3 separate regions of the Mus musculus genome follow, and all the other regions are linked to region 3. The links are chromatin contacts, found by Hi-C or POLR2A ChIA-PET in ENCODE. All regions are on one chromosome and are shown on one strand. The core of a region is the stretch at or near the end of the contact, and the rest is flanking DNA. Distances in the headings are between cores, read along the strand shown.

Evidence for each region. Hi-C counts contacts between places; a loop is a spot of excess contacts on that map. ChIA-PET counts read pairs that join two places held with the same protein, here RNA polymerase II (POLR2A).
Region 1: a map of left cerebral cortex shows a loop between it and region 3 (2.1-fold over the local background). The contact joins the promoter of Chid1 here to the promoter of Tollip in region 3. A Hi-C loop is called at or near these places in 1 of 37 maps with a recorded cell type or tissue (left cerebral cortex). POLR2A ChIA-PET finds 5 or more read pairs at or near these places in 2 of 5 experiments (Patski and embryonic stem cell).
Region 2: a loop to region 3 is called in a map of v-Abl transformed pro-B cells, with 4 times the contacts of the local background. The contact joins the promoter of Tspan4 here to the promoter of Tollip in region 3. A Hi-C loop is called at or near these places in 4 of 37 maps with a recorded cell type or tissue (T-helper 17 cell, mature B cell and v-Abl transformed pro-B cells). POLR2A ChIA-PET finds 5 or more read pairs at or near these places in 2 of 5 experiments (both embryonic stem cell).

The regions. Positions count from the first base shown.
Region 1 is chr7:141,538,411-141,541,328 of GRCm38, forward strand. Chid1 (chitinase domain containing 1) reads right to left here and starts at 1,418. Exons shown (of 13, transcript NM_001142681.2): 1 at 1,363-1,418.
Region 2 is chr7:141,473,715-141,476,614 of GRCm38, forward strand. Tspan4 (tetraspanin 4) reads left to right here and starts at 1,522. Exons shown (of 8, transcript NM_053082.3): 1 at 1,522-1,783. Polr2l (polymerase (RNA) II (DNA directed) polypeptide L) reads right to left here and starts at 1,439. Exons shown (of 2, transcript NM_025593.1): 1 at 1,314-1,439. The coding sequence starts at 1,408.
Region 3 is chr7:141,900,661-141,903,782 of GRCm38, forward strand. It overlaps Tollip (toll interacting protein), which reads right to left and starts at 1,801. Exons shown (of 6, transcript NM_023764.4): 1 at 1,616-1,801. The coding sequence starts at 1,648.

The DNA.
Region 1 (2,918 bases), core at 168-2,667, 360 kb before region 3:
CCATTTACAGATAAGGAAACCAACACAGGGGGCAGCCCACCAAGCCATGGGGCACGTGGCTACCATCCCATCCCAACTATACAATGCAATGCAAACAGGACTGTGATAAGATGGCTCAAGTTATAGTTCTGTCACCAGCACACTGTCTCTGGGCCTCCCTGGGCTCCAGTCTAGAGATCTGTGGAAAGTTCTTTGGAAATTTTCCATCACAGAGTGTTCAAGATTTGAGGCTGCGCTGAGGGTAAGGCCTCATGTACCTAGCAAACTTGAAGGAACCCATACAACTTGCTGTATACCCTCCTACCTGAGGCTGGGCCCTCCACATAGAGCTCATTCTCTATGCCCGACAGCCACTCTGGCCTTGCTAACTCGTTTGCACACTCATGTCATCGTTCGTTCATTTGTGGCTCCACAAGCTATGCACACTAACTCACATATCTGAAATCTCTGACTTCGTTATCTTACATCCTGGTTCATGTTTATACTCCTTTATACACCACTCACCCATGTTTCTTCATATCCAGCTACACTGGCACATACATAAACTTAACACATTCACTACTGTGCTGTTCACACGTGCTTCCTGCGGCTTCTTTTGCCCCACCCCCAAACTCTTTTTTGGAGACAGGGTCTTGCTATGTGGCCCTGGCTGACCTGAAACTCACTCTATAGACCAGGGTGGCCTCGGACTCACAGAGATCCATCTGCCAGCCTTTGCCTCCCGGGTGCTAGGATTAAAGCCATCGCTACGGGCTCTCTTGATTTTATGCAACGGCCTGTGCTCGCTCATATTCTCAGATTACTGTTGGCTCGAAAGCTTCCTCACAGTCACACACTTGGCGCTCACACTTCTACTAAAGAACAATGTCACACTCTCTCCCATACCTGCTCTCACCCTAACACTCTCTCACCCTTGCTCATACTCATCCCCACTCGCTTTCTCACCCCTAATAAAGTCCATGTTCTCACATCTCCCCTCACCCATTCGGGCCCTCACACCCGCTCGCTCTCTCACATACGCCCTTACTCTCAGGCTGACACACCTGCTTTCTGACACCTACTCACCCTCACATCTGTTTCTTCCACCAGCTCACCCTCACATCTGCTTATTCCGCACGAGCTCCCACTCACCCTCACATCTGTTTCTTCTCACACTGACACGATCGCTCTCCCCCTCAAACCCTCTCATCCTCACTCACTTCCTCGCCCTCACATTCATAGCTCCCATATTGCTCTCATCCGTGCCCTCTCCTTCCCGCTCACACTCTGCCCGTTCTGTCCGGGGAGAGCCTCGCTGCCCGACGTTCCCGCATTGTGACGCGGAAGATGAAGCAGTCCCATTGCCGCCACAGCCGGGCTCACCTTCATGTCAGGAGACCGGCCAGACCCATCAAGCACGGCCGGAAGACGATTTAATCAACCGGAAGTCCCGCCCACTGGCCTCCACAAGCTCCCGCTGCGCCACGCCAGCTTCCTAGATGCCTTGCGCACGGCACGCTGGGATGGGGCGGGACCGAGATGGCTGGAGGGCGGAGTTAGAGGTGGAGCCTCGTAGCGACCGGCGAGCTGGAGAAGGGCTGAGAGTGGATCGGGACCGTCAGTTGGATGAAGACAGAGCTGAGTGTGCGGAACGTGTACTTCGTAGCCGTAGGTGCTGTTTCCGCTCCTGCAGCCAGTCCCTCTATTGATCAAGGGCCTGTCGTACAGCAGAATAGTGGGGTCAGATCCCGAAATCCTCCCAGAGAAGTTGGTGGTGATGTTGAACATCCCCTCTCCGGGATTGATGGCTGGCTGCCTCAGCACTGTGCTGAAGTCTACATTACGTCCACTTATGTGACCACCAAGGCCTTTAGGGTCTTGGGAACCCATCCCTGTCAAGTATGGGGGACGTGGGTCACTATGCGCATAGTCAGTTCCGTAGTCTCCCAGATGTGTCAGGACAGACTGTGCGCCAAGTCTTTGAACCTCCACATTATCCCAGTTGCCACATTTCTGTCACTATCTATAGGTTTGCAGTGCCCACTACACTGTCTCCAGTAGAGACACTGCTCCAGGCAATATAACATCCTTCTCCAGATGGCCTAGCACAGCGAACATTCTATCTGCCTAAATCCCAGAGCTGTCTTGGTCCTCGTTTTTGGTCTTGCAAATTGTAGGAGCTAGAACCCACAGAGGCAGACACCACGCTCCCCACCCCCATCTCAGCTTTAGCAAGAGGAGCCCAGACACTTCTTCGAGTGGGTTGAAAGCACACGTGACCAGCATTTTTATTTTTCATCAAGCTGACTAGTCCCCACCCCCATCCCTTGCTGTTCCCAGCAGTTTCCTGCAGAAACCACATTTGGCCTGTCCACACCCAGTTAAACCCTCTGGCCCACTCCACTATGGTCTGTTCCAGGATTTGCAGTGCGGCTGTTTCCCCATTCCTGCTGCTGCAGAGGTTTCTCACTGAGCTGAGCTTCGTGTTCTTCCTTCCGAATCACGTTTCCTCCTTTCTCTTCCCCATATTTTCTGCCAGCTGTCCCCCAAGCCTTTCTACAGGGGCGGGGCTGGGTGTGTATGCTAAGGCATGCTGTGCATCACCATCTGCTTTCCTGGCATCCAGCTCAGCACCCTACTAGGAACAAATGCCCAGAACAGTGATTCCAAGTGGGCAGAACTCTGGAGAGGTGGATGTCCTGAGAATTGTTCAGTCCAAGCAATACTAAAGAGACCATCATTCTTTTAAACCAGCGAAGGCATTTGGATCTGACTGATGTAAGAGGTCTTTGAGCTAAAGACTTGGCAAAGTCCACTAAGGATTCCACTCCCAGTCTGTGTTGCAGACTCTTAAGAACAGAAAGGAGAGAAAAACAGAACTCAAGACCAGCCCCTTTCAGGGTTCCATTAGACAGATGCTCAGGAGCCTGTTGAGCTGT
Region 2 (2,900 bases), core at 272-2,771, 430 kb before region 3:
ATTTCGTTTTATGTGTATGGGTGCCTGATGCTCCCAAAGCCCAAAGGAGTTACGGACACTTGCGAGATACCATGTTGCTTCAAGGAACGGAACCTGAGTCCTCTTAAAAAACAATCAAACAACCAAACACACAAAACAGCCAGTGCTCTTAACAGTTGAGCCATCTAGCTGGGTGTGGTGGTGCACACCTTTAATCCCAAGCACTTGGGAGGTAGAGGCAGAGGCAGGTGAATTTCTGAGTTCGAGGCCGGCCTGAGCTACAAAGTGAGTTTCAGGACAGCCAGGGCTACACAGAGAAACCCTGTCTTGAAAAACAAAACAACAACAAAAAAAACAGTTGGGCCATCTCTCTAACCCCCTGTATCTCTGCGTTTGTCTCTTGTACCCAGGGTTATGGGCTTCCAGGGTTATTTGGGAAAGCTTAGGAGACCAATATCCCCTCATCAAGGAGTACAATTCCAGGCCCCACAGGTGGACTCTGACTAAACGCCATGAACTGGTTGTTGCTACCCCACAGGCTTTGAACTCACACTAGATTTAATTTCTCTGGGACCTAGACAGCTTGAGAGGTTCCTGCCCAAGTGAAAGAGGGTCCCAGAAGGCTAGCAGCTACTCATCAGAGCTGATCTAATAGCTGCTCATTAAGCCCCACTGACTTATGGCTTGTGCAGAGAAAGAGAACCCCTTGGTGTTGACATGGTGGCCAGAGGTCTATTTTGGGGGACAGTCATAGTAGTGAGCACAAGACGATGCCCACAAAGCCTGTCCTGCATTTTAAAGGGCCCACGAGGTTCGAAGTACATAAGGGGTAGGTCGGAAAGCAGATAGAGGATAGAGAGTAGGTCGACAGGGAAGAGACTTGAGGTGTCACCCACGGGAAGGATGCTTAGAAGTTTCCCAAAGGCCAGCAACTTGAAGAAAACCACCTTCCAAACTTCTGAGAGCCTGGGCGTGATATTGCACGCCTTTAATCCCAACATCCAGGAGACAGGCAGGATTTCGAAGTGTTTCAGACCAGACTGCTTTACATAGAGAATTCAGGTCAGCCACCGAAATCCTGCCTCGAAAACAAACTAAAGACTCACTCTTCTGGGAATACATCACAGGTCTGGGCTGGAGGACATCCAGTCTTCTCACTAGACCCCACAACCCCTGCCCTGCCAATTCTCCATAGGAAATCTTATCTACCCCCGGCCCAGGACACCTCAATTTCACTCCCGGTCCGCCGCAGAACCCTCCCCATTGCCCCTCGACTTCATGCCCCCAGTCCAGCCTTCCCGTCCTGTCCCATCCCCCGCGGCCCGCCGTCTCACCCCTCCGTGTACTCGGCCTGCAGCAGACCCAGGTAGGCTTCCCATTTGTTGCCGACGATCTTCCCGCAGGTGAAGCAGCGCACCGGGATGATCATGGCGGCGTCTGGCGTGCAGGCTGCCGGCAGTAGCTTTTCAAGGCCCGCCCCAGGCGCGCCCATAGCGCGGGGCTCATTACGCCCTAGCTCCGCCCCGTAAGATCCAGAGCCCCGCCCCGCATCTCCCTGAATCCCGCCGCAGCCCTGCCCCGGCTCCCATGATTACCCTGAAGCGGCGGTGTTCCTTGCTCGTGCCCACCCGGGGCTCCGAGAGCCTCCGAGCCCGCGGCAGCATCCCGGTCCCCCCCCTCCCGCTGTGGTGGTAGATCCCGGCGCTACGGCGTCCGAGCAAGGCCGAAAGGTCCGCGGCCGGCGGTTCGCGTTTCTCGTGTTGCCTTGACTGACAGCTGCTCCGCCGTGCGGCGGCGCGCACAGGTACGGCGGTTCTAGCGGGCTGGGGTCCCGCTGGCCGGATCGCAAGCCGACTGGAGCCAAGAGGTGGTTAACAAGTGGTGGTGGCGCAGCCGGAGAGCGGGCTGCCGACTGTCCACGGCCAAGGCGGTCTTCCCGCCTCCTGGCCCGGACTCCAAGGGGTCTCGGTCTGGAGCCCTTACCCGAGGTGCCCAGGCAGAGTCCGGGCCTTGGAGTTTGGGGCGTCCTTCTCTTCGGCCGCTGCAGAACCGTCGGCGGTACGGTGTCCCGAGCCCCGACGGCGGCCTCCCGCGCTCAGTACAGTCCTCTCCTCTGAGAAGGGTCTTTTCCTGGGGAGAGGAGCAGGGCGGTGGTCCGGGAAGGCGTCATGGAGGAGGCACCCTATGAACAGACCTTCTAACCTCTTTTTCCCGGGATATTTGGCTCAGACGCGGAGATTGCGTGCGAGACTGCTAGTGGCCACAGGTCTGCCTCACCTGGACGTGACTTAAGGACTTAAGGGAATGGGCAAGGAGCTGGTTTCTGGGGAGTGTATCACCTTGGCCGCCTTCTTGTGTGTTGGGAGCTACCCTTAGGAAAACGAGGCAGCTTGCAGTGAGAAGCTGGAGAAGTTCGATAGAGCTTGGGAAGTTTGAGATCTGGTTACAGTGAAGGCTCTGGGGGGTCCTAGACATTTTCCAGGTGCCTCTGGGAAACAAACGATGGAGGGGAGGTCGGGAGGGGTCTCCTGGGTCTTGAGTGTGGCTGGTCGGAGCCACTGGCCAGCTTGGTGGTTGTGCCCCCGATGTCACCCTGGACAGCCTCCCTGGCAGCTTTTGCCATCCCCCATGGAGCCACGTGCAGAGCCACGAGCTAGGCGACTTCCCGGTCCTGTCCCCTCCCCCCAACATCCTGCCCTGGCCAGAGGGGGCAGTGGGGGCCTGTGAGTCACTGTGGCCTGGGATCAGGCTCAAGATCTGGACTGAAGACTGCTGGTGGCCAGAGGTGAGGGTGGCAGGGGAGTGGGATAGGAGATGGTCTGTAGGGTCTGCCCTAGGGGATGGGGTGGAGGCCAAAGGCTTGGAGGAGGGGCTCTCAGTTCGGTCCGGCCCCTGGAAGACTTGTTTACTTAGGGAGAGTT
Region 3 (3,122 bases), core at 551-3,050:
CCCAGGAACTCTGGGCAAGTAGAAAGATCAAACGTCAGGATTTGACTCCACAGATTCTGCTAGTATCAACATCATCTGACACTCCCAATTACTCATCACTGTGTAGGTTATTGCAGCTCTGTACAACACCAGAGTTTCTCTAAGCAACAGGGAAAGATAGCTTCTTACTCATGACAGACATGGAGTTCACCATCAGATGAATTCAAACTCAGCCTGAACCACAAGAGATAAGGACACTCTCAGACCACACGGTAAGAAAGGGTCCACTCTCCTTGGCCATGTGTCCACTTGGCAGGGGATATGAAAAGGGCAAAGCTCTGTCTCCCTTTCTCCTCTGGCAGCCACCATCAATCTTCTATAGTTTGCTGAGACACCGTGAGGATGAAGAAGGGTTGATGAACATGAAAGTAACTCCAACATTGGAAATCTCCATCCAAGTTTGACAGTGGCTCAGGAGATCTGGCTTCAAAGCCCTCCTAAAAAGCATCTAACAAGCCTGAGGCTTTCTTCAAAGTCAGGAAATCAGTAATCTATCCCAAGGAGTTACCTGTTACACACACACACACACACACACACACACACACACACACGCACACACACACACACAATCAACACCAAGCTGTCAGGGTGAAAAAACTCTGGGAAACCACAGGCTTTGCAGGCACACTCAATATTAACTTCAGGGGAAAAGGCACTGAGGTGCTGATCAGAACAATGTTCTACTCCACACAGCCACAGTTGGCTAACAACATCCCACCCACACCAGTCTCAGGGAGCTACTGGGAGGCCATACACACTAGGGGAGGTGAGACAGGTAGTATAATAGAACCCAAGACAATCCTGAAGAGACAACCCTGTTGGGTCTTCCAAGTTCTCTGCTCCCCTCTCCTCGTTTATAAATGAAGAAATTGAGGCTTGAAAAGGTAGCCACTAACTAAGCTCAAGAGGTAGTACCCTATTTTCTATAGATGTTAGGGAGAAGAGGAAACTGTCACAAGTAAGGACAGACTACAAAGTGGGATCTTTCACCATTTCTGAAACCAAGGAGACCAGGTTATCTCTCTCCTTTGGGGGACCAAAGGTGTCCGACTCCACTCCTCTGAGAGACGGGGAACCAAGGCACCTCTCAGTTTGGGAAATTAATGTAGTCAGTACCACTCTCAATCTGGGAGACCAAGAGTCAGGGCTTGTGTCCATCTGGGAGACCAAGCAGGTGATAGATCTGAGAACGTAAGGGGTTCAGGGCCCTTTCTATCTGAGGAACTAAGGGAAGTCGGGGTCCCACTCCATCTGGGGACCAATGGGGTAAGGTTTCTTCTGTGTAGAGGAACCCTATTCAGGGCCTCCACCCAGGAGGACCACGGGAGTCAGGATCCCTCTCCATGAAGGAGGCCAGGAGCTTCAGGGCCCGTGGGCATCTGGGGAACCATCAAATTCTGCCTTCCTCCACCCCAGATGTCCGATAGACGAGAGTCGCTGCTCCGGGTGGGTACCCGAAGGTAGGACCCGCGAAGCCCCGGGACGGAAGAGCAACCCGCGAGGGGCCCCGTAAAAGACTGAGGAGTCCGACCCCAGGCTCCACTGCCCCAGCCAGGCTCTGGCCCAGAGCACTCACCGGCCCGCGCTGCGTGCTGACGGTGGTCGCCATGGTGCTGCGGCGGCCCTCTGCCTCGCCAACTGCACAGAGACCCGCCGGGAGAGCTCTTCCGCTCCCACCACAAGCTGCGTCGCCGACCGTTGTCCCGCGAGGCAATCGGCTCTTCAGTCAGCTGACAGTCGCCCCGCCCCGCCCCACCCCGGCGTTCCCAAAGCACAGAGCTTGGCAATAGCTGGCCCCGCCCCTTCCGGCTAATCCGCGCACGCGTGTTCCGACCTCAGGGGGAAATGGGTCTCCCGTACACGCCTGCGCAGTGGCTCCCTTCGGGCGCTCAGCAGCCCGTTAAAATGGCTGTCAGACTGTTTGCGCATGCCTAAACCTGAACACTCTCCTGCGGGCAGAAGCCTGCTCACCCAGTCGCATACACCTAGAACAGGGACGCACATCTCAATTCGGTCGAGTTGCCACAGCGTCTAGTCACCTAACTGGAGATAGCTGTGATACCACCGCTTGCAGGTGCGTGATCCGCTTGGAGAAAACTGAGGTTTGGCTGCCTGAGCGAAAAAAAAAACAGATGGCAGTAGAACCAGCTACCCTCAAGCTCTTGAATTACCTCAAAATTCTGTGGGAGGGAGAACATTTATATTTAAATTTTAAAAGAAGAAACCAAGCTGAAGGAGAGACAAGAGTGGGACGGAAAACTTCCACCAGCCTTGGATTTGCTAAATGAATGGAGAGATGAAGATCTGTCCCTAGGAAACCCGGGCCACCCACTCTTGCCTTTTCAGAGCACTCTCTTCAGAAGAATACTTGGCCAGATAGAACCAGGGTAGTTCCTATAAGGAGTTTACCCTATGGTGGTCACCAGTCTGTAGGTCCCCTTTTACTTGTGCGGCAATAGACTTGGTACTGTCTAGGAGTACCAAGAACATTTCCTCACTCACACCATGTTCTCTTGTGTTCCTTTCATCTTTAAGATTACATCTTCCAACTCTAGTGACAGTCTCTACCTTGGCATAACATGGGACTGCATCTGGGCTCTGTTCCTGGACACTGATCTATATCCAGTTCTCACCGGTCTCTAGCTCCTGTTGCCCAAACTGTCATCTCTATGCTGATAAAGCTAAGACACAAAAGACTATCCATTGTGGCAGACAGAGTTTTAAAGAGACCCCTGATCTCTCCTGGTGTCCACATCCCTGCTCAATCCTTTCTTCTTGGTTATAGACAAAACCTGTGACTTGTGTCTAAACATGCAGCAGACAACCTGTTGTATAAAATTATATCTGGATAGCACAATAGGATCCCCTTGTGACTAAGACCACACATATGGCCTCTGATGAATCCCAAATCCTTCAGTACTAAGCAGTTTAAAAAAGACACACACCACCACCAACAACACCAAGGGGGAATTGTTCCCAAGAAAAAACTTTATCTCATAAAATGCTTCAGTACGTTCCTGAAATCAGTTCAAGCCCTGGCACAGTCTGTCAGAGCAGAACCACAGCATTTGTTCTTCCTTGAC